2 separate regions of the Homo sapiens genome follow, and region 2 is linked to region 1. The links are chromatin loops, found by intact Hi-C in ENCODE. Cell type or tissue: HCT116. All regions are shown on one strand. Each heading gives the region's core, and the rest is flanking DNA. Links, peaks and the distances in the headings are about the cores only.

What was found. Hi-C counts contacts between places; a loop is a spot of excess contacts. Peaks named below come from ENCODE experiments on the same cell type or tissue, not always from the same donor. Only the 100,000 strongest peaks of a DNase experiment are listed, where the experiment ranks them.
Region 2: a loop joins it to region 1, with 5 times the contacts of the local background. A loop is called at or near these places in 54 of 110 quality-filtered maps.

What each region holds. Positions count from the first base shown.
Region 1 is chr9:137,516,285-137,531,200 of GRCh38, forward strand. It overlaps PNPLA7 (patatin like domain 7, lysophospholipase), which reads right to left. Exons shown (of 35, transcript NM_001098537.3): 9 at 6,445-6,573; 10 at 5,352-5,432; 11 at 3,633-3,759. Among named protein-coding and RNA genes, the nearest start is that of PNPLA7, 27 kb to the right of the region's middle. In HCT116, for the core only: no CTCF peak of the experiment used is centred there; a DNase peak (open chromatin) is centred at 9,495.
Region 2 is chr9:137,281,165-137,296,080 of GRCh38, forward strand. It overlaps TOR4A (torsin family 4 member A), which reads left to right. Exons shown (of 2, transcript NM_017723.3): 2 at 1-1,477. Among named protein-coding and RNA genes, the nearest start is that of TOR4A, 11 kb to the left of the region's middle. RefSeq lists silencers at 1-27, 5,606-5,705, 14,082-14,491 and an enhancer at 6,006-6,055. In HCT116, for the core only: a CTCF peak has its summit at 5,948 (motif pointing right); a DNase peak (open chromatin) is centred at 5,977.

The sequences.
Region 1 (14,916 bases), core at 4,645-12,644:
CAGGGCTGCATCTGCCCCTCAGGTGAAACGAGGAAGGAGCCTGGCCTTGCCGACCACACAGGCTGAAGGAGGCTGCCCTGCCTGGACACTGTCCTTACCTACAGAGGCCCATGAGCACCCCCGGCCCTGGTCTCTGCCAAGACCTCATCCAGGACAGCTGCTGCCCCATCAAGTCACATGGACCTAATCCAGTGAAAGAAATGCCATTCAGGCAATGACACATACTCTAAAATACACTTTGAGGCCAGGTGCAGTGGCTCACACCTGTAATCCAAACAATTTGGGAGGCCAAGGTGGGAGGATCACTTGAGACCAGGAGTTCAAGACCACCCTGGACCACGTAGTAAGATGCCATCTTTACAAAAATTTAAAAATAAAAGTAAATGAGCTGGGCCTGGTGGCATGCGCCTGTGGACCAAGCTACTCAGGAGGCTGACGCAGGAGAATCCTTTCAGCCAGTGACATGGGGGTGGCAGTGAGCCAGTACCACACCACTGCACTCCAGACTGGGCAAAAGAGCAAAACCCTGTCTCAATAGTAATAATAATAATTATTATTATTATTATAAAAATAAAATGCATTTCTGGGAAAAAGCACATCAGCCAGAGCTGCGTTTAAAGGTGGCTGTGATCCTCATGGGGTCTCACAAGCACACATGAGTGCAGGAGTAACACCACTCTGCTCACTCCATCCTCACTCACTCAACTCTGTCCACTCCATCCCCCACTCACTCCACTCTGTCCACTCCATCCCCTGTCACTCACTCCACTCTGTCCACTCCATCCCACACTCACTCACTCCACTCTGTCCACTCCATCCCTCACTCACTCACTCCACTCTGTCCACTCCATCCCCACTCACTCACTCCACTCTGCTCACTCCATCCCCCACTCACTCACTCCACTCTGTCCACTCCATCCCCCGTCACTCACTCCACTCTGTCCACTCCATCCCTCACTCACTCACTCCACTCTGTCCACTCCATCCCTCACTCACTCACTCCACTCTGTCCACTCCATCCCACACTCACTCACTCCACTCTGTCCACTCCATCCCCCACTCACTCACTCCACTCTGTCCACTCCATCTCCCACTCACTCACTCCACTCTGTCCACTCCATCCCCCGTCACTCACTCCACTCTGTCCACTCCATCCCTCACTCACTCACTCCACTCTGTCCACTCCATCCCCCGTCACTCACTCCACTCTGTCCACTCCATCCCACACTCACTCACTCCACTCTGTCCACTCCATCCCACACTCACTCACTCCACTCTGTCCACTCCATCCCTCACTCACTCACTCCACTCTGTCCACTCCATCCCCCGTCACTCACTCCACTCTGTCCACTCCATCCCACACTCACTCACTCCACTCTGTCCACTCCATCCCTCACTCACTCACTCCACTCTGTCCACTCCATCCCCCACTCACTCACTCCACTCTATCCACTCCATCCCCCGTCACTCACTCCACTCTGTCCACTCCATCCCTCACTCACTCACTCCACTCTGTCCACTCCATCCCCCGTCACTCACTCCACTCTGTCCACTCCATCCCACACTCACTCACTCCACTCTATCCACTCCATCCCACACTCACTCACTCCACTCTGTCCACTCCATCCCCCGTCACTCACTCCACTCTGTCCACTCCATCCCCACTCACTCACTCCACTCTGCTCACTCCATCCCCCACTCACTCACTCCACTCTGCTCACTCCATCCCCCACTCACTCACTCGACTCTGTCCACTCCATCCCCCACTCACTCACTCCACTCTGTCCACTCCATCCCCCGTCACTCACTCCACTCTGTCCACTCCATCCCTCACTCACTCACTCCACTCTGTCCACTCCATCCCCCACTCACGCACTCACTCCACTCTGTCCACTCCATCCCCCACTCACTCACTCCACTCTGCTCACTCCATCCCCCACTCACTCACTCCACTCTGTCCACTCCATCCCTCATTCACTCACTCCACTCTGCTCACTCCATCCCCCACTCACTGACTCCACTCTGTCCACTCCATCCCCCACTCACTCACTCCACTCTGCTCACTCCATCCCCCACTCACTCATTCCACTCTGTCCACTCCATCCCTCACTCACTCACTCCACTCTGCTCACTCCATCCCCCACTCACTGACTCCACTCCATCCCCCACTCACTCACTCCACTCTGCTCACTCCATCCCCCACTCACTCCACTCTGTCCACTCCATCCCCCGTCACTCACTCCACTCTGCTCACTCCATCCCCCACTCACTCGCTCCACTCTGTCCACTCCATCCCCCACTCACTCACTCCACTCTGTCCACTCCATCCCCCACTCACTCACTCCACTCTGCTCACTCCATCCCCCACTCACTCATTCCACTCTGTCCACTCCATCCTCACTCACTCACTCCACTCTGCTCACTCCATCCCCCACTCACTCACTCCACTCTGTCCACTCCATCCCCCACTCACTCACTCCACTCTGTCCACTCCATCCCCCACTCACTCACTCCACTCTGTCCACTCCATCCCCCACTCACTCACTCCACTCTACTCACTCCATCCCCCACTCACTCACTTCACTCTACTCACTCCATCCTCACTCACTCACTCCACTCTGCTCACTCCATCCCCCACTCACTCACTCCACTCTGTCCACTCCATCCTCACTCACTCACTCCACCCTATCCACTCCATCCCCCACTCACTCACTCCACTCTGTCCACTCCATCCCCCACTCACTCCCTCCACTCTACTCACTCCATCCCACACTCACTCATTCCACTCTGTCCACTCCATCCCCCACTCACTCACTCCACTCTGCTCACTCCATTCTCTCCTCACTCTCATCAGCATTGCTTCATTTAATTTCACATACTTTTGTTAGTCACTTCAATTCTTTTGGGAACATGATGGGCTATAAATAACCAAGCGCGCACCTCATCTGTAGGGTGGCTGTTAACTCCATCACACAGATCGTCGTGGGGTGACTCATGCAGTGCACGCCGCACCCGACCGCTTCCTCCTCAGATTCAGGCCCCCCGGTTAGCACTCAGAACAGCGGGTGAGAGCCCATCGCGGGAGGCCCACTCCCCACCAGGCACCTGGCCCAGGCCAAGCACGCAGGGAGAATTCTGGGAACAACTGAAGAATGGAGGGTGAAGGGTCCTGGGCCTGTCTGAGGACATCCGGGCCTCATGTGAGGAGACGGGCACACGTAATGAGACCGTTGGAGGTTTGAGGACATCCAGCCCACATGTGAGGAGATGGGCACACCTGATGAGACCTGGGGAGGTCTGAGGACATCCAGCCCGCATGTGAGGAGATGGGGACACGTGAGGAGACCTGGGGGGCCATCTGATGAGACCTGGGGGGCATGTGAGGTGACCTGGGGCACGTGTGAGGGGACCTGAGGCACGTGAGGGGACCTGGGGTGCGTGTGAGTAGACCTGGGGGGCATGTGAGGTGACTTGTGGGACTTGTAGGGTGACCTGGGCCGTGTGAGGTGACCCGGGGATGTGTGTGGTGGCCTCAGGCATGTGCAAGATGACCTGGGGTGACCTGAGGCAGTGGGAGCAGGATCCCCCGGACTCTGGGGCTGGACATTGCCCTCCTTGGTGCAGGACAGTACCTGAGTCACAGGACTCCTGGAGCCGCGGTGGCTTTTTAAGCCGCTCTTCTTCGCCATAGAACACCTGCTTCTTGGCCTTCCCGGCAGCCACACTGGCTACAGACACGAGAGGGATGGCCTGGCTCTCCTGGGACACAAGAAGGAAGTTCAGTGCCACCCCAGGAACACCCCACACCCACTGACAGGTGTGGGCTCCTCAAAGGTGTGACAGGTGTGGGCTCCTCAAAGGTGTGACAGGTGTGGGCCCCTCAAAGGTGTGACAGGTGTGGGACTCTCAAAGGTGTGACAGGTGTGGGCCTCTCAAAGGTGTGACAGGTGTGGGCCTCTCAAGGCAAAGTTTAAGCTACATTTCAGGCAATGGAAAGAGGCCGATCATCAACCCAGAAATCCAGTTATTCAAGAAAAGGACTGGTCTGTTTAAGGCAACCAAGCTCAGCCTGCTTTTACCCTAGGCCCTGTCTCAAACACTTGATCAAGTCAACATACTGCCCCAAATTGTCAGAACCTTAATACTCTTCATTAAAACAAAAGATAATGTAGAAAACAAAAAGATATTCCCTTAATGTCAACAACTGAAGACGACAAGCCCTAAAATGTCATCAGAATTATGATTTCCAACTGAAATGCACATACTAAAGACTAATGCGTGCTGGGCCTTTACTAACCGAGCTCCACTTGCCCCATGACTAAAGAGAGCCCTCCGCATATCAGGCTACTGTTTTGGGCAGTGGGGATGGAGCAGGGCACGAAACCCTGGTCTCACTCAGTTCCCACGAGAGCTCGGCTAGGTGGGGACCGTCCCACGTCCCGGCCAAGTGCCTCCCAGGGTCACACCGCCAGGAGGAGGGAGAGCCGGGGTTGACAGCCTTGTGCCCTTGACAATGCGCTGTACCCTCCAAACGCGTCACAGTTCAGGGTCAGCTCCGCCCCACCCGGTTCAGATAGGAGGAGCTGTCAAGGGCAACACACAGGGAGTGCTGGCAACAGGGACCCCATGGGACGGGCATGGGGAGGGGCAGCCTCTGCTGGACGCGGACGTAGGGACCCCACGGGACGGGCATGGGGAGAGGCAGCCTCTGCTGGATTCGGCTGTAGGGACCCCATGGGACGGGCATGGGGAGGGGCAGCCTCTGCTGGACCGTGGCCATAGGGACCCCATGGGACGGGCATGGGGAGGGGCAGCCTCTGCTTGACATGGCTGTAGGGACCCCATGGGATGGGCATGGGGAGGGGCAGCCTCTCCTGGACAGGGCTGTCAGCTCAGTGTGCAGCCTGCAGGGCCAGAAAGGGAAGGAGCGTGTGTGTGGCTGCCGATGTCCTACAGAACACAGGTGACCAAAGGAAGACTCATCACAGAGTCCTGAATGGGAGCTGCAGAGGCACCAGGCGGCTGTTCACAACCGTGTGGGCCTCCAGAGGGACAACTCCATCATCGGAGAAGGAATTCCACCTTTCCCAAGTCCAACGGATCAGAGATTTTGGAACACAAGGCCCCAGGAGAATCAAGCCTCCAAACTGACTAGCAGGTGCTTTAAGGTAGGAGAATAAACACAGCACAACCAGCCCCTCCCAAAGTCCTAATGACCAGCAACTGGGAAGACCACAGCTGTTGCTGGCACTGCCCCACCAGGCACTGGGCGCCTGCCGTGCCAACCAATAGCTGTCCCGATGCCAGCTGCATGGAGCAGCATGGGGCTTTGTGAGGTGGTTTTCACTTACAGCGTTGAAGAGCTCTGTGGTCAGGCCGAGGTAGTTGTGCAGAGCCAGAAAGGTCACCCTCTGCAGCCGCACCATGATGATCTGCAAGAACACGCCAGCTGCGCGGTGACCACCGGCCTGGGGTACAGGGCGGGCCCCCGGCAGCACCACACAGAGCACTGAGAACCGTGCCCCAAACCCTGCAGATGCCACAGACCGAACCCTCTCAGGGTGAAAAACCCCGCAGACTTGACACCTCACCACGGTCAAGTAACACGTTCACATCACGGGGAATGGGACAAGGGGCACATGAAGACTGCATTGTTTTTGCAAGTTTTCTATAAATCTAAAGTTACTCCAAAGTGAGAAGTTTAATAAAAATGTAAAAATCTCTTTGGGGGTAGTGAGGGATCTTAAGACCTCTTTGAGATTGTGAACATTCATTTTTATTTTAAGATATATATTACAATTTTTTTTTGACATGGTGTCTCGCTATGCCGCCCAGGCTGGAGTGCAGTGGCACCATCTCGGCTCACTGCAAGCTCCGCCTCCCGGGTTCATGCCGTTCTCCTGCCTCAGCCTCCCGAGTAGCTGGGACTACAGGCGCCCGCCACCACGCCTGGCTAATTTTTTGTATTTTTAGCAGAGACGGGGTTTCACCGTGTGAGCCAGGATGGTCTCGATCTCCTGACCTCGTGATCCGCCCACCTCGGCCTCCCACAGTGCTGGGGTTACAGGCGGGAGCCGCCGCGCCCGGCCAAGAGACGGGGTTTCACCGTGTGAGCCAGGATGGTCTCGATCTCCTGACCTCGTGATCCGCCCGCCTCGGCCTCCCACAGTGCTGGGGTTACAGGCGTGAGCCGCCGCGCCCGGCCCCAGATTTTTAAAATATAACCTTCATTATTCCCGAACCCACTCAGAATCCCACAACACCAGTGGTAAGTCCCGCCAATGAAGTTGATTTCTCTATTCCTCTGAAATCACCTTCATGGCTGTAAAGCTCAGAACTGAGAAAGTAAGTGGGCAATAAACCCACTCAAATCCCAAACCAGTGCCCAGGCCCCCCCAGGGTGACCCACAGCAGCTAGAAGAGTTGTCTGAAAAAGTGACTCACCTGCACCACCCTCACCAGAGTTTCCGGATATTTCTCAAAAACTCCATGAAAAGCCGCAGCTGGAAGCCGGAGGATGGTGGACGGGATGGCCGCGCGGACGGAGACCGTTTTGTAAGGTGCAGCATGGCCCTGTAACAACAGCTCCATCAGTCCCCACTCTGTGGGCCTGGCCAACCCCCCAGGGAATGCCAAGGCTCCTGGAAGCCCTGGAGGAGGCCCCGCCTGCTGCCCAGTCACACGGCTCCATTCTCCCTCCCAGGCTGGGCTGTGCAAAGTGCTGCTTTTGGCACCAGCTGCACACGTTTTTTGACTGTCCAAGACATGTGCGGCGAAGGACTGGCTGACGATGAAATGTGGGTGAGGGGAGGCCCGCAGGCAGCCACCCCACCAGACCTGGGCACTCACCATGGGGAGTTCCAACCACTCCCACCTGCCACTGAGGCTCACGGACCAGCTCACCAGCGTCCTACTCTACGTCCGACATCAGCGTCGGTACCCCTCGCCAAAGGGCGTGCCAGACACCAACCTGAGCGGGCTTCCTAAAAAGGCCACCGAGAGGGTCAGGAGCCACCACTGTCAAATGCCCACCGCCACAGTGGGGTCACCGCCTAGGACAGGGAGCGCGCACTGCCGGGTCGCACGAGGCCCAGGTGAGGAGCCACAGTGGCTCACCGCGTGGATGTGGCCAGCAGAGCTCCACACGGCCAAGGAAAGAGCCCAGGAAAAGCCCCAGTGAGTGACGTGGTTTCCATCTTCTAGAAATTGGTGGGCTCTAGAGAGAAAAGGCTGTTTTTAAATCACGCTGTGATCTGCATGCAGGCAGATTCTTCTGGAAACTTGTTGGCTCTAGAGACGAAAGGCTGTTGTTTACACCATGCCGTCACCTGCCTGCAGAGACAGATTTTTTTTTTTTTTTGAGACAGAGTCTCGTTCTGTCGTCCAGGCTGGAGTGCAATGGCGTGATCTTGGCTCACTGCAAGCTCCGCCTCCCGGGTTCACACCATTCTCCTGCCTCAGCCTCCACAGTAGCTGGGGCTACAAGCGCCCGCCACCACGCCCGGCTAATTTGTTTTTTGAATTTTTAGTAGAGACAGGGTTTCACTGTGTTAGCCAGGAGGGTCTCGATCTCCTGACCTCGTGATCCGCCCACCTCGGCCTCCCAAAGTGCTGGGATTACCGGCGTGAGCCACCACGCCTGGCTCAGATTATTCTGGAAATTAGTTGGCTCTAGAGAGAAAAGCCTTCTGTTTACATCACGCCGTCACCTGCATGCAGAGGCAGATTCACCCTTTTTGGTGCACACCTCTAGCATTTTCACCCCCACCACAGAAACAGAACAATCCCAACCTCCAATGCCCCTGGCAGCCTTTTCGCAACCTCCTTTCTTCCCACCACTGGGTCTTGGCAATGCTCCCCCGTCTTCTGTCCCAGTGGTTGTGCCTTTGTCAAAATGTCACATAAATGGAGGCACAGAGTGTGGAGGCTTCCCTCAGCGGTGTGACACACTCGAGATTCCCCCACGGTGGCATGTCTGACAGAGGTCTCTGCCTTGACTCCCAAGTGCTGGCTGTCTCGTGGAGGCCTCGCAGGGTCTCCGTCCATTCAGCAGTCGAGATTCCCCCACGGTGGCGCGTCTGCCAGAGGCCTGTGCCTTGGCTCCTGAGTGCTGGCTGCCTCATGGAGGCCTTGCAGTGTCTCCTCGTGAAGGCCTCGCAGGGTCTCCGTCCATTCAGCAGTCGAAGGATATTTGTGTTGTTTCCACTGGGGACAATTCTAAATAAAGCTGCTTGATAAATATGCATCTCCCAGTGTTTGCGTGGACACAGTTCTCATCCCTCTTGCTAAATACCTAGGGATGGGACTTGTAGGTTGTACGGAACACGTATCCTCACATTTATAAGAAACTACCAAACTGTCTCCTACAGCGGCTGCCGTGCTTTGCATTCTCACCAGCGGTGAGTGAGTTTCCATGGATGCCCTGTGTTTTGCATTCTCACCAGCAGCGAACGAGTTTCCGTGGATGCCCCGTGGAATGAGTTTCCGTGGATGCCCCGTGGAATGGGTTTCCGTGGATGCCCCGTGGAATGAGTTTCCGTGGATGCCCCGTGGAATGAGTTTCCTTGGATGCCCCGTGGAATGAGTTTCCGTGGATGCCTGTCTTCACCAGCAGTTGGTGCCACCATGTCGCATAATAAAGAATTTAGCTGGTCTTGTCTTCAGTTCCCAGGAGAAAGCCCTCAAGATCTTAGAAGCTCCTGGAAGTGTCTTTTTATTCACAGTGCAATTCACTTGGGTTTATGCTAGCAGGTGACTCCTGGCGGCAAGGCCCAACCCAGAAGTTTCAGGAGGGAGCTGGCCATGCAGGGAAGACCAAGCATGTGACTAGATCCAGGGGTGTCAGCCCAACCTCCCACCTGCGGGGAGGGGAGGAAGCTAGACATCGAGTTGGATCACACAGCCAAAGTTCAGGCAAACGTCCCTGGGTGGCAACACACATCAGTGTGCCAGGAGGTATAGGGTCCAGCCCTACTGTGCCTGTGTGTTTTTTTCTTCATGTGCAGAGATGAGAGATCGTAGAAATAAAGACACAAGACAAAGAGATGGAAGAAAAGACAGCTGGGCCCAGGGGACCACTACCACCAAGGCATGGAGACCGGTAGTGGCCCCGAATGCCTGGCTGCACTGTTATTTATTTGATACAAGGCAAGGGGGCAGGTAAGAAGTGTGAGTCGTCTCCAGCGATACGTAAGGTCACGTGAGTCACGTGTCCACCGGACAGGGGGCCCTTCCCTATTTGGTAGCCGAGGCGGAGAGAGAATGGGGACAGCTTATGTCATTATTTCTTCTATGTATTTCTCGGAGAGATCAAACACTTTAATACTTTCACTAATTCTGCTACTGCTATCTAGAAGGCACAGCCAGGTGTACAGGGCGTAACACGAAAGTGGACCAGGAGCGTGACCGCTGAAGCACAGCATCACAGGGAGACGTTTAGGCCTCCGGATGGCTGCGGGCGGGCTTGACTGATGTCAGGCCTTTCACAAGAGGTGGTGGAGCAGAGTCTTCTCTAACTCCCCTGGCGAAACGAGACTCCCTTTCCTGGTCTGCTAAGCAGTGGGTGTCTTCCCAGGCACTGGCGTTACCGCTAGACCAAGGAGCCCTCTAGTGGCCCTGTCTGGGCATAACAGAAGGCTCACACTTGTCTTTGGTCGCTTCTCACCATGTCCCTTCAGCTCCTATCTCTGTATGGCCTGGTTTTTCCCAGGTTATAATTGTAGAACAGAGATTATTATAATATTGGAACAAAGAGTAATGCTACAAACTAATGATTAATATTCATATATCATCATATCTATATTCTAGTTCCAGTATAACTATTCTTATTCTGTATATTTTCTTTATTATACTGTAACAGCTCGTGCCCTCGGTCTCTTGCCTCGGCACCTGGGTGGCTTGCCGCCCACAAGGAGGATGGCATAGCTCAAGGACACGGGAGCCTCATGGCTGGACCATGCCAGACCTCACTCTGTGGGTCTCTTGACTGTTTTGACTGATCCTGATTTTCATCCTTTTTTTTTTAAGACAGAGTCTCACTTTGGAGTGCAATGGCGCGATCTCAGCTCACTACAAGCTCCGCCTCCCGGGTTCACGCCATTCTCCTGCCTCAGCCTCCCAAGTAGCTGGGACTACAGGCGCCCGCCACCATGCCAGGTTAATGTTTTGTATTTTTAGTAGAGACGGGGTTTCACCGTGTTAGCCAGGATGGTCTCAATCTCCTGACCTCATGATCCACCCGCCTCAGCCTCCCAAAGTGCTGGGATTACAGGCGTGAGCCACCGCGCCTGGCCGATTTTCATCCTTTGTAGTACAAATGTGAATTGTTCTAGAATATTGAATCTGAGGGGGTCACAGGAATCCCTGAAGTTGTAACCAGTTGGTCACAAGTGTGAGTGGCCTGGGAACTCCCAAGTTTGCAGTTTTGGATGCTATTATAATTGCTGTTACTTTTAAATTTCAATTCCTAATTCTTCATTGCTAATATAGAGAAATACAGTTTATTTTCGTATGTTGATAAACCATAAGTTCTAGTAGTTGTCTTATAGAATCCACAGGATTTTCAATCTAGATAATCATGTTTGGGAATAGAGACTTTTATTTTTTCTTTTCCCATCTGCATGCTTTTTCTTTCTTTCTCTTCCCCTACTGCTCTGAGGACCTCCAATACGATGCTGAACAGGAGTGGTAAGAACACACACTTGGCCAGGCATGGTGGCTCATGCCTGTGGTCCCAGCACTTTGGGAGGCCGAGGCAGGTAGATCACGAGGTCAGGAATTCAAGACCAGCCTGGCCAAGATGGTGAAACCCCGTCTCTACTAAAAATACAAAAATTAGCCGGGTGTGGTGGCAGGTGCCTGTAGTCCCAGCTACTTGGGAGGCTGAGGCAGGAGAATTGCTTGAATCAGAGGGGGCGGAGGTTGCAGTGAGCCAAGATTGCGCCACTGCACTCCGGCCTGGGAGACAGAGCAAGACTCCGACTCACAAAAAAAAAAACCACAAAAAAACAAAAAAACAAAAAAAAACCCACACACACACTCTGGCTTGTTCGCAATCTTCAAGGGAAAATATTCAGTCTTTCACGATCAGGCACGATGTTTGCTTTCATTTTTTTAGTACAGATGTCCTTTATTCGATTTAGGAAGTTCTCTTCTGGTTGCTGACAGTTTTTATCGTGAACAGATGCTGAATTTTGTCAAATACTTTTTCTGCATTTATTAAGGTAATCAGATGGCTTTTCTTCTTTAGTCTGTCAATATGGAACATTACATCAACTGATTTTCAACTGTTGAAACAGCTTTGCTCCTGGAATAAATCCCACTGATCATGATGTATTATCCTTTTCCATATACTGCTGGACTCAAATCTCTAATATTTCATTGAGGATATGTATGTTTCTAATGATGAGTGACTGGTTTGAAATTTTCCTTTCTTGTAATGTCTGTCTGATTAGGTATTAGGGTATTGCTACCCTCAAAAACTAAACTGGGAAATAGTCCCTCTTCTACTTTTCCGGAGAAGTTTGTATAAAATTAGCATATTTTGTCCTTATTGTCCTAAATGTTGGGAAGTATTCCCCAGTGAAGTCATCTAGATCTGGAATTCTCCAGGTGGGAAGGATTTTAGCTACAGATTCGATTTCTTTAGTAGTAGCCATTCAGATAATCTATATCTGAGGGAACTGTGGTAGTTTGTGCCTTTCAAGGAATTTGTCAATTTAATCTGCGTGGCTGATTTTATGGGCATAAAGCTGTTCAAAATATTTCCTTATTAGTCCTTTTATGTCTGTAGGGTCTGTAGACATGTGCACTCTTTCATGTCTAATATCTGTAGTTTGTGTCTTCTCTTCTTTTCTACACTAGTCTGGCTGGAGGATTTTTCATTTTACTGACGTCTTCCAAGAGCCAGCTTTTGGTTTCATTCATTTTCTCTCTTGTTTTGCATTTCCAATCTCATGGATTCCTGCTCTTTATTAGTTTCTTCCATCTGCTTGCTTTGGGTTTCATTTGTTTTTCTTTTCCTAGCTTCTTAAGATAGAAGCTTGGGTCACTGATCTGAGACTTGTTTTATTTTCTAATATGAGCATTGCCCAGGCTGGAGTGCCATGGCACAGTCGTGGCTCACTGCAACCTCTGCCTCCTGGGTTCAAGTGATTTCCAGATAATTTTTGTATTTTTAGTAGAGATGGGGTTTCACCATGTTGGCCAGGCTGATCTCGAACTTCTGACCTCAAGTGATGCACCCGCCTCGGCCTCCCAAAGTGCTGGGATTACAGGCATGAGCCACCGCGCCTGGCCGTGTTGTCCATTTTTATCCTTGGTAATATTCCTTCATCTCATCTGACATCGACTTTGTCTGATACTAATATAGCCACTCCAGTTTTCTTTTAATTGGGGCTTTCATGATATATCTTCTTCCAGCCTTTTTTTTTTTTGAGATGGAGTCTCGCTCTCTTGCCCAGGCTGGAGTGCAGTGGTGCGATCTTGGCTCACCGCAAACTCTGCCTCCCGGGTTCACGCCATTCTCCTGCCTCAGCCTCCACAGTAGCTGGGACTACAGGAGCCCGCCACCACGCCTGGCTAATTTTTTGTATTTTTAGTAGAGACGAGGTTTCACTGCGTTAGCCAGGATGGTCTCGATCTCCTGACCTCGTGATCCGCCCGCCTCGGCCTCCCAAAGTGCTGGGATTACAGGCGTGAGCCACCGCGCCCGGCCTTTTTTATTTTTTGAGAAACTGTCTTGCTACTCTATCACCTGAGCTATACTACAGCAGCACACTCAGAGCTTCCTTCAGCCTCAGCTTCCCAGGCTCAAGCAATCCTCCCACTTTAGCCTCCTGAGTAGCTGGGAGCACAGGTGTGTACCACCACACTAACCTAATTTTAAATTTTTTGTAGAGATGGGGTTGCTATGTTGCCCAGACTGGTCTCAAACTCCTGTGCTCAAGCAATCCTCCCACCTGAGCCTCCCACAGTGCTGGGATTACAGGTGTGAGTCACTTCGCCCAGGCCAACCTTCTGTTTTCCATCTAAGTATTGATATTTAAAGTGGGTTTTTCCTGCAGACACCATAGAGTTGGGGCTTGGACTTTCCATCCAATCTGACAGTCTGTCTTGTTGTTGTATTTAGACCATTTGTATCCACTGTGATCATTTATAATGGCTGGGTTTAGGATATAATTTTCCGGAGAATGTTGCCTTCTTTGTTTTAGCAGGCGATTAAGCTGGTTGGGTTCAGACCACAAGTCTGTATCTGTGGATGGTGGATTCCAGTTTCTCTGTTTTCAAAGCCTTGGTTCTGATGCTTTGCTCTGCCCTGAACATGCACCACTCAGGAGTCAATCTGAGATTCGAGGTGAAGTTTGAATCTTTGTTTTTTTTTTTTTTTTTTTGAGACGGAGTTTCACTCTACCACCCAGGCTGGAGTGTAGTGGCACGATCTCGGCTCACTGCAACCTCCGCCTCCTGGGTTGAAGCAACTCTCCTGCCTCAGCCCCCTGAGTAGCTGGGATTACAGGCACACACCACCACACTTGGCTAAATTTTTGTATTTTTAGTAGAGACGGGGTTTCACCATGTTGACCAGGCTGGTGTGGAACTCCTGACCTCATGTGATCCGCCCGCCTCAGCCTCCCAAAGTGCTGGGATTACAGGTGTGAGCCACCGCGCCCAGCCTGAAGTTTGAATTTTTTTTTTCCTGAGATACAGTCTTGCTCTGTTTCCCAGGCTGTGGTGCAGTGGCATGATCTCGGCTCACTGCAACTTCTGCCTCCCGGGTTCAAGCGATTCTCCGGCCTCAGCCTCCCGAGTAGATGAGACTAGAGGTGCGCGCCACCACACCCAGCTAATTTTTTTGTATTTTTAGTGGAGACAGGGTTTAACCATGTTGGCCAGGACAGTCTTGATCTCTTGACCTTGTGATCTGCCCGCCTCGGCCTCCCAAAGTGTTGGGATTACAGGCGTGAGCCACCGCACCTGGCCTTGAAGTATGAATCTTAATACAGTTTCAAAGTCTTTGTTATGCTGCTCTGGGTCTGTCCTGAGCCTTGTACAGGTTCACAGACAAAATCTGTGCATCTACTTCCCTGGCTCTCTCCTCCCTGAGATCCACACACTCTCTCTGGCCCTTGGGGGCCCTTCTTCTGGTGCTTTTGGAGGATTCCCATCAGGGCTTTTGCTCCATAACTGGGCTACCATCAAGGCAAGGCCATGAGTAACAGAAGAAAACGAAAAAGCAGGAAGCAGAACCCTCGTGGGTGGCGGCTCCACGATGACTATCCACAGTCTACTGGCTTTATTTTCGGAGTTCTCCAAGAATTGTTTTCTGCATTCTGTCCAGAGTTTTTCACTGTAATCAGCAGGACAGGCTGTTGTGGCACTACCTTGCCACAGCAGAACTGTAACTCTCCCATTTATTTTAGTTAAAAATAAAATCTTAATTTCCTTCTTCTTTGAGAGCCTGAATGAAGATGCCTAACACATCACCACAGATACTAAATCAAACAGCAGCTGCTCACCTGTGTAGACCAGGCTCACGGCTGCTGCTGTTCAGGAGAATTCCAATGTACCTTCCTGCACGAGGCCACATAAACGAGAACCCAAACAAGGAACTTAGAGGGTGCCCAATCTCCTGGTGCTGGGCTCCAAAGCACAACTGGCCGACACTCAGGCCTGCTGCGGGCCCCGCACATCGAGCACACCAGATACTCAGCTCTTGGCACATGCTAATCGATCTCTGAGACTCAGCAATTTTTCTTCCACTTGGAATTTTGTTCCGTTCCTTTCAAAACCTTTATGTAGAGCAAGTTCCTCCCTAAGAGAGCTACACCACACCACAAGAAACACAAGCACAGAACGGTTGAGAGGAGTCATCTGCCAGCCCCAACAGCCGGGGTCCAGCGACTGAAATCACGGCCT
Region 2 (14,916 bases), core at 2,916-10,915, 240 kb before region 1:
GGAGCGCAGGGGCGGCGATGACCAGTCCCGAAAGGGGCTCAGAGGGCAGCGAGGAGGTTTCACGCCGGTGCGGGGCGCCGTCGAGGTGGGGGCACCGCGAAGGTGGAGGCGGGGCCGCGCCGGAAGCCCCGAGTCGAGCGCACACGGCGGGCGCCCCTGGCAAGTGGGACTCCTCCGGCCCCGAGGCCTGAACTCAGCCCGGAGACCGCGCCCACCAGCGCCGGTGTCCCCGGAGGGGCCCCGCTAGTTCCCTGAGCAGAGGTCCTGCGGCTTCCCGGAGGGTGTCCTGTTCTCTCCCCCGCCTCGCATCCATTCTCGCCCTGGTGGTTGGTGTCTGTGGTCGGGGGCGAGGGCCGTCTAGTGGAGACGGGGATTCAGGCCGCTTGAAAGTCTGGGATCTCTGGGCGGATGGCAGCGGCTCCGCGGAGCTCGAGCTCGGCGCGCAGGTCCTGGGCCCAGGGCGGGAGCGCTAGCGAGAGGGCTGCCCCGTCCTGCCCAGAGGGTCCTGAGGACTCCCGCTGCTCCTGGAGTCTTGGGGAGGGGTCCGGCTCCACGGGGTGGGGGTGGGGGCTACCAGGAAACCTTTGCCTCCTGGGGCTGTGCAGGACCGGCTAGCCAGCGCTGGGAACCAGGGCTGAGTTCAGCCCAGCTCTGTCCACCCCAACCCCAGGGCTAGGGGAAGGAGCTGGGAGAAGGAGCCCCACCTCTCCCAGGCGAGTATCTGTCCCAGGAGCCCACACAGAGGGACACCCAGCTCTGGTCTGGCCTTCGTGTTGGCTTCAAGGTGGTAACAGAGAGAGCTGCAGAGTGGGGGTGTGTTTGCCAGTCCCTGCATGGGTGAATGTTGGGGTGCCCACTGCTCCCCAGGCAGGACCCCCAGGACTGTCAGCTCCCCTTCCCACAGAGCACCCACCTGGAGGTGTCACCTGCCGGCAAGCGTGGGCCATTCATCCACCTGTCAGTCAACAACACCCGCTGAGCATCGGCTTGTATCAAAAGGTCCAGACCTAAGGGGAAATTTTATCTCTTTCTTTCTTTCTTTCTTTTTTTTTTGACACAGAGTTTTGCTCTTGTTGCCCAGGCTGGAGTGCAATGACACGATCTCGGTTCACTGCAACCTCTGCCTCCTGGGTTCAAGCGATTCTCCTGCCTCAGCCTCCCGAGTAGCTGGGATTACAGGCGCCCGCCATCACGCCCGGGTAATTTTTTTGTATTGTTGGTAGAGACGGTGATTCACTATGTTGGCCAGGCTAGTCACGAACTCCTGACCTCGTGATCCGCCCACCTCGGCCTCCCAAAGTGCTGGGATTACAGGTGTGAGCCACCGTGCCCGGCCTCTTTTTATTTATTCCTAAAATATTACCTTGAGGCCAAATTCTGCGCTTAAGGAGAATGTGCACCAAGTGCTGGGGTGGGGGCTGGTAATAAACGAGGCCACAAATCATGCTTGTTAATAAATTGTGTGGTTCAAATCTGACGACCTACTGTTTGGTTTGTTTCTTGTCTGTCTGGTCTGTTAATAATTGAGGAGGATGCTGAAATCTTTCCCTAATTGTAGATTTATGGTAGATTTATCCATTTCTCTCTAAGCTTCTATTTAATAGGACATGCTGATCGAGAGTTTTGTTTTTTGTTTTGTTTTGAGAAACTTCTGAATGGGGAAGTGGTGTGGACCTGGAGGCTGATGGAAGGATTGGGGCTCACATGCAGTCTGCAGCTCAAACATCCGGGCTTTCCAGGAAATCCATAAATAACTAAAGTATTTTCTTTAATTGCCCTGGACAGGTGCTGAGGGCAGATGACCCAGGCTGGACATGCGGGAAGTTGCCAGCTAACCAGATGATCCCAAATGTCATAGCTGCTCTCCCTCATATGTGCAGAAACTGTTTCTGTGCAGTTGTCTCTGAGTTATTCTTTGACATCTGCCATGTGTCATTACGTAGTAACCCTCGTGATCTGTGTGTGCACATCATAATGACTTTTTTTTTTTTTTTTGAGACAAGGTCTCGCTCTGTCACCCAGGCTGGAGTGCAGTGGTGTGATCTCCACTCACTGCAGCCTCCACCTCCTGGGTTCAAGTAATTCTCCTGCCTCAGCCTCCTGAGTAGCTGGAATTACAGACGCCCACCACCACACCCAGCTAATTTTTGTATTTTTAGTAGGGACTCAGTTTCACTATGTTGGCCAGGCTGGTCTCGAACTCCTGACCTCAGGTGATCTACCCATCTCAGCCTCCCAAAATGCTGGCATTACAGTTGTGAGCCAACGTGCCTGGCTTCTCTTTTCTTTTAATAGAGACAGGTTCTCTCTGTCATTCAGGCTGGAATGCAATGGCGTGATTGTGGCTCACTACAGCCTCGACCTCCTGGGCTCAAGCGATTCTCCCACCTCGGCCTTCCAAAGTGCTGGGATTCCAGGCGTGAGCCGCCGCGCCTGGCCATTCTCTGCATTTTTCAAGGTCAGCAACACTGCATCCTTCCGACCACAGCCAGGAAGAGTTTTCTGCTTTTAAAGACCCATGTGACTAGATGTGTCCACCTGGGCCAGGCGCAGTGGCTCACGCCTATAATCCCAGCACTTTGGGAGGCCAAGGCGGGCAGATCACCTGAGGTCAGGAGTTCAAGACCAGCCTGGCCAACATGGTGGAACCCTGTCTCTACTAAAAATACAAAAATCAGTCGGATGTGGTGTCGAGTTCCTGTCATCCCAGCTACTTGGGGGGCTGAGGTAGGAGAATCGCTTGAATCCAGGAGGTGGAGCTTGCAGTGAGCCAAGACCCTGCGACTGCACTCCAGCCTGGACGACAGAGTGAGACTATGTCTCAAAAAAGATAAAATAAATAAGTAAATGTGTCCACCTGGGTAATAACGGATTATCTTCCCATCCAAGGTCCACACTTACCTACATCTGCAAAGTCCCTGAGTCAGTTTTGGTAATTTGTGTCTTTCTTGGAACTTCTAGGAATTTGTCCATTTCATCTAAATTGTCTAATTTTATTGATTTTTTTTTTTTGAGACAGTCTTGCTCTATCGCCCAGGCTGGAGTGCAGTGGCTCGATCTTGGCTCACTGCAACCTCTGCCTCCTGGGTTCAAGGGATTCTCCTGCTGTAGCCTCCCTAGTACCTGGGACTACAGGTGTGTGCCACCATGCCCAGCTAATTTTTTGTTTTGTTTTGTTTTGAGACGGAGTTTCACTCTTGTTGTCTAGGCTGGAGTGCAATGGTGCGATGATCTCGGCTCATTGCAACTTCCACCTCCTGGGTTCAAGCAATTCTCCTGCCTCAGTCTCCCGAGTAGCTGGGATTGCAGGCACGCACCAACATGCTCAGCTAATTTTTGTATTTTTAGTAGAGACAGGGTTATACCATATTGGACAGGCTGGTCTCAAACTCCCCACTTACAGTGATCCTCCAGCCTAGACCTCCCAAAGTGCTGGGATTACAGGCGTGAGCCACCATGCCTGGCCCTAGGCAAACTTTTTGAAATAAAGCTTTTTTTTTTTTTTTTGGTTTGTTTGTTTGAGACAGGGTCTCACTCTGTCACCTAGGCTGGAGGGCAGTGGTGCAATCTCAGCTAGTGGTGCAATCTTGGCTCACTGCAGCCTTAAACTCCCAGGTTCAAGCGATTCTCCTGCCTTGGCCTCCTGAGTAGCTGGGACCAGAGGCGTGTGCCACCATGTCCTGGTAATTTTTGTTTTTTTTTTTTTTTTTGAGACAGAGTCTCGCTCTGTTGCCCAGGCTGGAGTGCAGTGGCGCGATCTCTGCTCACTGCAAGCTCCGCCTCCTGGGTTCATGCCATTCTCCTGCCTCAGCCTCCCAAGTAGCTGGGACTACAGGCGCCCATCACCACGCCTGGCTAGTTTTTTGCATTTTTTTTTTTTGAGATGGAGTCTTGCTCTGTCATCCAGGCTGGAAGTGCAGTGGCGCAATCTTGGCTCACTGCAAGCTCCGCCTCCCGGGTTCTCGCCATTCTGCCTCAGCCTCCTTAGTAGCTGGGATTACAGGCGCCTGCCACCATGACTGGCTAATTTTTTTTTTTGCATTTTTTTAGTAGAGACGGGGTTTCACCATGTTAGCCAGGATGGTCTCGATCTCCTGACCTCATGATCCGCCCTCCTCGGCCTCCCAAAGTGCTGGGATTACAGGCATGAGCCACCGTGTCCGGCCCCACATTGGGTAGTTTCTATTGATCTAGTCTCAAATTGCATGGCGAGCACATACAATTCCAGCTGCCCGGGAGGCTGAGGCAGGAGAATCACTTGAATCCAGGAGGCAGAGGTTGCAGTGAGCCGAGATTGAGCCATTGCACTCCAGCCTGGGAGACAGAGCGAGACTTATCTCAAAAAAAAAAAAAAAAAATCTGTTGCTCAACCTCTTTAGTGGATTTCTCATTTCAGTTTTTGTGCTTTTTAACTCCAAACTTTCCATTTCCATTTGGTTCTTTTTTTTTTTGTCTTTCAATTCTTTATTATATATAAAAAATTGTTTTCCATCTTGAAAGTTTTTTTTTTAAATTTTTTTTGAGAGATGAATCTCAATCTGTTTCCCAGGTTGGAGTGCAGTGGTGCAATCTCAGATCACGGCAACCTCTGCCTCCTGGGTTCAGGCAATTCTCCTGCCTCAGCCTCCTGAGTAGCTGGGATTACAGGCATGTGCCACCACGCCCAGCTAATTTTTGTAGTTTTAGTAGAGACAGGATTTCTCCATGTTGGCCAGGCTGGTCTCAAACTCCTGATCTCAGGTGATCCACCACCTTGGCCTCCCAAAGTGCTGGGATTACAGGTGTGAGCCACTGCACCCGGCCTAATTTTTGTATTTTTTTAGTAGAGACGGGGTTTCACTATATGTTGGCCAGGCTGGTCTCGAACTCCTGAGATCAAGCAATCCTCTTGCCTCGGCCTCTCAAAGTGCTGGGATTACAGGCGTGAGCCACCGCACCTGGCTTCACCTTGAAAGTTTTAAAGCCAATGTATCTTCTCTTTCTGAAGATTTGAAACATTTTGTAGACAGAATGGAAAGCAATGAAAATCTACAAAAATGTTTTGAATACCCAAAAGAAAAAGCATCAGATTTGTTTCTGGCAATACCTGTGGTTGAGATGAAGGAATCCATAGCAGAGGTTTCTTCAGAGCCTCAGGCTTGGGATCAGTTTTTGTTGCACTATCAGGTTGAGTGTCTGCGATTACATGTTCAGAGGATCAACCAAAGTCAGAATTTCTGAAGTTGAAGTGAAACTACAGTATACTTTTTTTTTTCCAGACAGAGTTTCACTCGGTTGCCCAGGCTGGAGTGTAATGGCATGATCATAGCACATTGCTCAAGCACATAGCAACAGGCTCAAGCAATCCTCCTGCCTCAGCCTCCCGAGTAGCTGGGACTACAGGTGCATGTCACCACGCCCAGCTAATTTTGTTCATTTTTTGTACAGATGAGGTTTCACTATGTTGCCCAAGCTAGTCTCAAACTCCTGGGCTCAAGGGATCCTCCTGCTTTGGCTTCTCAAAGTGCTGGGACTACAGGCTTGAGCCACCACACCTGGCCCAGACTGTGTTCTTTTTTTTTTTTTTTTTGAGACGGAGTCTCGCTCTGTCGCCCAGGCTGGAGTGCAGTGGTGCGATCTCGGCTCACTGTAACCGCCTTCTGAGTTCACACTATTCTCCTGTCTCAGCCTTCCAAGTAGCTGAGATTGCAGCATGTGCCACCACACCTGGCTAACTTTGTATTTTTAGTAGAGATGGGGTTTCACCATGTTGGTCAGGCTGGTCTTGAACTCCTGACCTCAGGTGATCCGCCTGCCTTGGCCTCCCAAAGTGCTGAGATTACAGGCGTGAGCCACTGCACCTGACCCAGGAGAAGGTCTTTGACTGTGTGGAGCTGGTGATGGATGAGCTACAAGGAGCAGTCCCTGCCATGGGCCTTCGTGGACTGAGGCCGTCAGAGCCTCCAGCAGGTGTCAGTGCAGCTCAGGGAGAGACACCCACTCAGCACCTCCCAAGAGATGCAGACTCATGTCCAGGACCTCGTGGAGTTTCTGGAGGCTGGAAAGGGAACGGGGATGGAAGGCGCTCCAGCACGTGGCCATTGCCCGGGGGTGTGAGCTGGTGATTTCTGCCCTTCTGCCTCTGAGGATGAGCGTAGAGCGTCGTAGTTTTTCTTATTTTTTTTTTCAAGACGGAGTTTCGCTCTTGTTGCCCAGACTGGAGTGCAGTGGCGTGATCTCGGCTCACTGCAACCTCTGCCTCCCGGGTTCAAGTGATGCTTCTGCTTCAGCCTCCCGAGTAGCTTACCTGGCTAACTTTTGTAGTTTTAGTAGAGACAGGGTTTCATCATGTTGCCCAGGCTGGTCTCCAACTCTTGACCTCAGGTGATCCACCTGTGTCGGCCTCCCAAAGTGCTGGGATTACAGGTGTAAGCCACCGAGCCCAGCCTCTTTTCTTTTTTTAAAATTTTTATTTTTTTGAGACAGGGTCTTACTCTGTCACCCAGGCTAGAGTACAGTGGTAGAGTCATAGCTCACTGCAGCCTTGCACTCCTGGGCTCAAGTGATCCTCCCAGCTCAGCATCCCAAGCAGCTGGGGCCACAGGTGTGCACCACCATGCTTGCTTAATTTTTGTATTTTTTATAGAAATGGGGCTTTGCCACATTGCCCAGGCTGGTCTCGAACTCCTGAGCTCAAATGATCCACCCACCTTGACCTCCCAAAGTGCTGGGATTACAGGTGTGAGCCACGGCGCCCAGCCGCCCATTCCTTTTTAAGGCTGAAATGAGTACTGTGGATCAGGATGCAATGTGACTGGTGTCCTTACAAGAAGAGAATATTTGGGCCAGGCACGGTGGCTCACGCCTGTAATCCCAGCACTTTGGGAGGCCGAGGCGGGCAGATCACGAGGTCAGGAGATCAAGACCAACCTGGCTAACATGGTGAAGCCCCATCTCTACTAAAAATACAAAAAATTAGCCAGGCCTGGTGGCAGGTGCCTGTAGTCCCAGCTACTTGGGAGGCTGAGGCAGGAGAATGGTGTGAATCCGGGAGGCGGAGCTTGCAGTGAGCCGAGATCGCGCCACTGCACTCCAGCCTGGGCGACAGAATGAGATTCACTCTCAAAAAATAAAATAAAATAAAATAATAAAAAAATAGAAAAGGAAAGAAAAAGCGCCTCTGCCCGGCCGCCCCTACTGGGAAGTGAGGAGCCCCTCTGCCCGGCCAGCCGCCCCGTCCGGGAGGGAGGTGGGGGGGTCGGCCCCCCGCCCGGCCAGCCGCCCCGTCCGGGAGGTGAGGGGCGCCTCTGCCCGGCCGCCCCTACTGGGAAGTGAGGAGCCCCTCTGCCCGGCCAGCCGCCCCGTCCGGGAGGGAGGTGGGGGGGGTCAGCCCCCCTGCCCGGCCAGCCGCCCCGTCCGGGAGGTGAGGGGCGCCTCTGCCCGGCCGCCCCTACTGGGAAGTGAGGAGCCCCTCTGCCCGGCCACCACCCCGTCTGGGAGGTGTGCCTAACAGCTCATTGAGAACGGGCCAGGATGACAATGGCGGCTTTGTGGAATGGAAAGGCGGGAAAGGTGGGGAAAAGATTGAGAAATCGGATGGTTGCCGTGTCTGTGTAGAAAGAAGTAGACATGGGAGACTTTTCATTTTGTTCTGCACTAAGAAAAATTCCTCTGCCTTGGGATCCTGTTGATCTGTGACCTTACCCCCAACCCTGTGCTCTCTGAAACATGTGCTGTGTCCACTCAGGGTTAAATGGATTAAGGGCGGTGCAAGATGTGCTTTGTTAAACAGATGCTTGAAGGCAGCATGCTCGTTAAGAGTCATCACCCATCCCTAATCTCAAGTAATCAGGGACACAAACACTGCGGAAGGCCGCAGAGTCCTCTGCCTAGGAAAACCAGAGACCTTTGTTCACTTGTTTATCTGCTGACCTTCCCTCCACTATTGTCCCATGACCCTGCCAAATCCCCCTCTGTGAGAAACACCCAAGAATTATCAATAAAAAAATAAATTAAAAAAAAAAAAAAAGAAAAAAAAAAGAAATTGGAGAGCCAGCAAACCGAGAAGATGGAGACCTGGAGACCTAGTGTCCTGAACCAGTATCTTACATTTTCCATGCTGGCAGGAGGGTTTTCATGGGATGGGGGATGTGGAGAAACTATGTGCAGGGCTTGGGATCAGGAGGGGACCGAGGACCACACACATCTGGGTGCCAGCGAGGGTGGGAGGGACCGAGGACCACACACATCTGGGTGCCAGCGAGGGTCTGAGGAGGCTGTGGCCACTTCTCTGTCCTTGGTCAGGTCACAGTGCTCCTGTAAATCTTTTTTTTTTTTTTTGAGATGGAGTCTCGCTCTGTCGCCCAGGCTGGAGTGCAGTGGTGCAATCTTGGCTCACTGCAACCTCCGCCTCCCAGGTTCACGCCATTTTCCTGCCTCAGCCTCCCAAGTAGCTGGGACTACAGGCGCCTGCCACCATGCCCGGCTAATTTTTTTTTTGTATTTTTTGTAGAGTCAGGGTTTCACCATGTTAGCCGGGATGGTCTCGATCTCCTGACCTCATGATGTGCCCACCTTGGCCTCCCAAAGTGCTGGGATTACAGGCGTGAGCCACCATGCCCGGCCCTTGCTCCTGTAAATCTTTAACAAAACCTAGTTAGTGGGTTTCATTTTTATTTTTTTATTTTTTTTTCAGGGTCTCACTCTGTCACCCAGGCTGGAGTTCAGTGGCGTGACCTCGGCTCACTGCAAGCTCCGCCTCTTGGGTTCAAGCGATTCTCCTGCCTCAGCCTCCCGAATAGCTGGGATTACAGGCATGCGCCACCATACCAGCTAATTGTTGTATTTTTAGTAGAGAGTGTTTCTCCATGTTGGCCAGGCTGGTCTTGAATGCCTGACCTCAGGTGACCCACCCACCTTGGCCTCCCTCAGTACTGGGATTACAGGCGTGAGCCACCGCACCGGTCCCCACATATATATTTTTTGAGACAGGGTCTCTCTCTGTTGCCCAGACTGGAGTGCAGGGGTGCAATCATGGCTCACTGCAGCCTAAACCTCCTGGGCTCAAGCCATCCTACCACCTCAGCCTCCAAAGTGGATGGGACCACAGGCGTGTGCCACGTCTGGCCAGGTTTAAAAAATTTTTTTAGAGACGAGGTCTCACTATGTTGCCACGCTGATCTCAAACAGCTGGGCTCGAGCAATCCTCCTGCCTCCTCCCAAAGTGCTGGGATTACGGGCGTGAGCCACCACACCTGGCTTTAAGTAGAATTTATTTTTATGTATGTATTTATTTATTTATTTATTTGAGATGGAGTCTTGCTTTGTCGCCCAGGCTGGAGTGCAATGGCACAATCTCGGCTCACTGCAACCTCTGTCTCCTGGCTTCAAGTGATTTTCCTGCCTCAGCCTCCGGAGTAGCTGGGATTACAGGCACCTGCCACCACGCCTGGCTAATTTTTGTATTTTTAGTAGAGACGGGATTTCACCATGTTGGCCAGACTGATCTTGAACTCTTGACCTCGTGACTCACCTGCCTCAGCCTCCTAAAGTGCTGGGATTACAGGCATGAGCCACTGTGCCCAGCCTGATATTTCTAGTTTTATTTTACCAATAAGTTAAAAACTATTTTTGGCCTGGCATGGTGGCTCACGCCTGTAATCCCAGCACTTTGGGAGGCTGAGGCGGGCAAATCATGAGATCAGGAGTTCAAGATCAGCCTGGCCAACATAGTGAAACCCTATCTCTACCAAAAATACAAAAATTAACCAGGTGTGGTGGCACGCACCTGTAGTCCCAGCTACTTGGGAGGCTGAGGCAGGAGAATCGCTTGAACCCAGGAGGCAGAGGTTGCGGTGAGCCAAGGCGGCAGCATTGCACTCCAGCCTGGGTGACAGAGCAAGACTCTGTCTCAAAAACAAACAAACAAATAAAAAAACATTTTATTTACCAAAGATTATAAAATTCATGTGAACCTGATAGACATTTGGACTTAACTTATGAGTATCCATTTACTTATAGGCCAATTTGGTAACATGCTACATACAACATATAACAATACCTGTACATATACATAAACACATTTAAACATATATACATACAAACACACACACACACAAAGATCCAAACCTTTTTTTTTCTTTTTTTTGAGACGGCATCTGGCTCTGTTGCCCAGGCTGGAGTGCAGTGGCATGATCTCAGCTCACTGCAACCTCTGCCTCCTGGGTTCAAGTGATTCTCCTGCCTCAGCCTCCCGAGTAGCTGGGATTACAGGCACCTGCCACCATATCTGGCTAGTTTTTGTATTTTTAGTAAAGACAGAGTTTCACCAAGTTGGCCAGGCTGGTCTTGAACTCCTGACCTCAGATGATCCTCCCGCCTTGGCCTCCCAAAGTGCGCTGGGATTACAGGCATGAGCTAACGCGCCCGGCCTTTTTTTTTTTTTTTTTTTTTTTTTGAGAGAGTTTTGCTCTTGTTGCGCAGGCTGCAGTACAATGGCATGATTTTGGCTCACCACAACCTCCGCCTCCTGGGTTCAAGCGATTCTCCTGCCTCAGCCTCCTGAGTAGCTGGGATTACAGGCATGCGCCACCATGCCCGGCTAATTTTGTATTTTTAGTAGAGACAGGGTTTCTCCATGTTGGTCAGGCTGGTCTTGAACTCCCAACCTCAGGTGATCCACCCGCCTTGGCCTCCCTAAGTGCTGGGATATTACAGCCATGAGCCACTGCGCCCGGCCTAATTTTTCTGTTTTTAGTAGAGACTGGGTTTCACCATGTTGGCCAGGCTGGTCTTGGACTCCTGACCTCAAGTGATCCACCTGCCTCAGCCTCCCAAAGTGCTGGGATTACAGGTGTGATCCACCATGCTCAGCCTGTTCTTTATTTTCAAGATTATTATTATTATTTTGAGATGGAGTTTTGCTCTTGTCGCCCAGGCTGGAGTGCAATGGTGCGATCTTGGCTCACTGCAACCTCTGCCTCCAGGGTTCAAGCAATTCTCCTGCCTCAGCCTCCCAAGTAGCTGGATTACAGGTGCCCGCCACCACGCCCGGCTAATTTTTGTGTTTTTAGTAGAGATGGGGTTTCACCATGTTGGCCAGGCTGGTCTTGAACTCCTGACCTCAGGTGATTCACCTGCCTCAGCCTCCCGAAGTGCTGGGATTACAGGCATCAGCCACCGCACCCGGCCTCTTTTCAAGATTATTTTGTTTATTTTTTTGACATTTGTGTTTCCAAATGAATTTTAAAAATCATCTAGCCAATTTCCACGGAAAGCCTGCTGGATTTTGACTGTGATTGCATTGAATCTGTAGATGAATTTGGGGAGCACTTATAACACTATCAAGTCTTCTAGGCAGTGAACATGATACGTATCTCTTTTGATTCAGATTTAAAAAAGAATTTCTCGGCCAGGTGCAGGGGCTCACACCTGTAATCCCAGCACTTTGGGAGGCTGAGGAGGGTGGATCACAAGGTCAGGAGATCGAGACCATCCTGGCTAACACGATGAAACCCCGTCTCTACAAAAAATACAAAAAATTAGCCGGGCGTGGTGGCGGGCGACTGCAGTCCCAGCTACTCAGGAGGCTGAGGCAGGAGAATCGCTTGAACCCGCGAGGCGGAGGTTCCAGTGAGCCGAGATCAGGCCACTGCACTCCAGCCTGGGCGACAGAGCGAGACTCCATCTGAAAAAAAAAAAAAAAAAAAAAGTTTCTGGCAATGTTCTATAGTTCTCATTGGAGAGATCTTTCATTACACACTTTCATTAATTTTTTTGTTAAGCATTTTATGTTTTGCCGTATGCTATTTTAGTGGTATTTTCTGAATGTTGACAGGATATAGAATCACAATTGGCTTTTGTGCATTGACTTTGCGCCCTGCAAGGCTCGACATTCACATATTCGTCCTAGCAAAGTGCCTGGTAGGCAGCTCATTCCTCCTTCCTCTGGCAAAGGAGAGGCCCCAGATCTCAGGCCTGGTCTGCGGTGGGAAGAGCCTTGCACCGGAGCTGCCGGGTCTGCAACCCTCCGAGGTTGGATTTCCAGTCCCTGGGCTCAGTGCCTGGGAGGGGAGACGGACTACCAGGGAACATGGCGGGGCCCCTGTTGGGGACACAAGAGCTGGCCGGTGCCACGCTCTGGGATTCCAGGAGGGTGTCCTCGTGACGCAGTTCCTTTCTGGAGGAGGATGAGTGTGCCAACTGAAAAACTACCCGGGAACATGAGCCTGTGTTTGTGGCGCACCAGCCAGATTTTACGAGTTCCGAAAAAAAAAAAAAAAAAAAAAAAAGAGGCTACACCTTGCAGAAGTTAGGGAAACACGAACCACACAGACAAATCTCAACAGCATGGCGACGAGTTTCAGGGGCAGGACAAAAGAAGCGCGTGCCACGTGATGCCTTTAGAGAAAGCTCTGGAACAGGCGCCGTGAATCCACGGTGCTAGAAGTCGGATGGGTGGTGATCTGGGGCAGGAGGAATTGACTGGGATGGGCCGGGAGAACTTTCTTGGCTTTAATAATATCTTTATATAATTGTGATTGTGGTGTGGGTTACATGGTGTAAACAGCCATCAAGACTTGCCACACCCTCAAGGGGTGCATTTTATTGCATGTAAATTACACCACCCTAACGCTGACGTTTAGGAATGTGAATGATAAACCTAACGATTTTCTTTCCGTCTGGAGTCGAATGAAAAGAAACAGTCCGTAAAGAGACCGAGGGGAAGACTTGAGAAGGCGCACTTTATTGACAAAGTAACCTTGGGAGTTGAAAGAGCTGGGTTACTTATTACTTTCCTCAAGATAAGGGAGCGGGGACCTCGCCATGCCCTTGGAAGAACCAGGAACCAGGATCCCGCCGAGGCAAAGGCTGATCCCGGGCACTTCTGCGGGTGCTGCGTTACACGGGGCGAGACGCTGCCCGCAGTGCTTCCTGGGCCATTAGGTCAGAAAAGTTAATTTCCTGATGGCCACATAGTCTCGTGGGACATTGTATTCTTCAGCTAATCTATAAAATGATGTTTATTTTTAACTGAGCTGTGTTTGCCACACTCATCACTGCACAAACTGTGAGCGCATGGCTTGGGAATTTTGCCAGCAAGTGCATGTGACAACATGGCCAGGATGTTGACGCCACCGAGGGAGGCACAGCCTTTCGCCCACCCAACCCCTACCCCCCAGATCGCTAGTCCTTCTTCCTCCATGGCTCCGTTTTAAGCGGGCACATTTCACAGATTAAAGACTACATTTCCCAGCCTCCCTTGCAGTGAGGTGGGTCGTATGACTACGTTCTAGCCAATGGGATGTGAGCAGCTGTGGCAACACAACTTTTGGGAGGCATCCTTGAAGAAGAGGGCCCTGCCTCCTTTCTGCTGGCTGGAGTGCAGATGTGATGGCTGGATCTGGGGTGCCATTTTGAGCCATGTGAACGAAAAGCCTATCCATGAAGTCTGGGGCTCCCTGGGCCACCCATCCCAGCTTCATTGGGCTGAGAAGTACACTGTGTTTTGACACCACTACTATTTCAGTTTTGTCATTTCTCTTTGGAAAGTTTATGGGATATTTTGGGCTTCATTCCTGTGTGGGTTCTTGTCTGTGGGGCCAGCAGATGGCAGTGGGGACCTTGTTTGCAGGCTCACAGACCTGAGGAGCGTTTTATCCATTTAAACACATAGCGGGTGTGAACCAGGTCTCCAGGCTCCATTCTCCGAGCACGCGAGCGTCTGAACAGAGTTCTGTTCTCGCGCCTCCGGCACAGCCACTTCCGTGAGAGGAGTGCGGCGGGGCAGCCAGGACGAGCCTGCAATTCCAGCGCCGGCCTCCTCTGCTGCGGCTCCATGGCTAAGGTAGCGGCACCTGCGGCCCAGAGGGCCCGGCTCTCGGCGGTCCTGAGGGATGGGCGCCGGGTCCTGCTCCCGTCCGAAGTGTGACCTGTGGTTGGTCGCGTCCACGTGGTCCTGCTGACTATCTACTTACTCGTTGCGGCTCAGGGCCTCCCTTTCCCATCGGACCGCGTGGAGAACGGCACACCATTGCCAACTGCTTGTTTAGGACTATGAAGGGGTCACTTTTCCAGACCCTCGTCTGGGGGTCCTTCTAGGGGCTGCAGAAGCCACGAGTCGCTAAGGGGTACCTGCCGCTTCCTCTGCCCCAGGGCGCCCCTGACCTCCGGGCATTGGGGCCCGGCTCCCCGCAGCCTCCCACCCCGCCCCGCTCCCGAGCTAGCAAAGCCCACATGGCCCCGCCGTCTACCCCGGCGCCCGCCCCGCCTCCCTGGGGCCGAGGGGCTGGCAGGAAGACTCGGGGCCCGCGGAGGTCCGGGGCAGGGCGGAGTGCGGGGTGCACGCGCTGGAGCGCGGCCGGGCCCGAGGCGCAGTGCGGGCGGCGGCCACAGGGCGGCAGCACAGCCGCGGCGGCTCCGAGGCTCGGGAACCCGGGGGCTCCGGCCCTTGCGCCCGGGCGAGGTCGGTGGGAGCCCCGGGCGCGCCCCCTCCCCTGCCTCGCATGCCCCCGCGGACCGGGCCGGGGCGGGCGGGGTGTCTCCGGCGAGGTCCGCGCTGGGTCGGACCCCCCTCCCCACCTGCGCCGGGCGCACTCTAGCCCCACGCGCGGCGGCGTCTGGTGGGCGGGGCGGGGTCCCCAGGACGAGCCGCGCGTCCCAGGCCGCGACCCCAGCGCTGGGGCGAGTGGGTGCGCGGCGCTGCGAGCCGGGTGCGCCCCCTCGGCCCGGCCCTCGGCTCTGCCCTCGCCCCTCGCGGTGCGGGCGCTTTCCGGGTGCGCAGGCGCCCCGCCCCCACCGTCCCCGCCGTCCCCACCGTCCCCGCCGTCCCCGCCTGGCGCGCTGGGGACCGGAATGGCCCGGCTGGTTTTGAATGTAGAGATCGGGCTTTGTGAGCGGCTGCCCCCACCCCCACATGCCCCCCACGGCCCGGCTCCC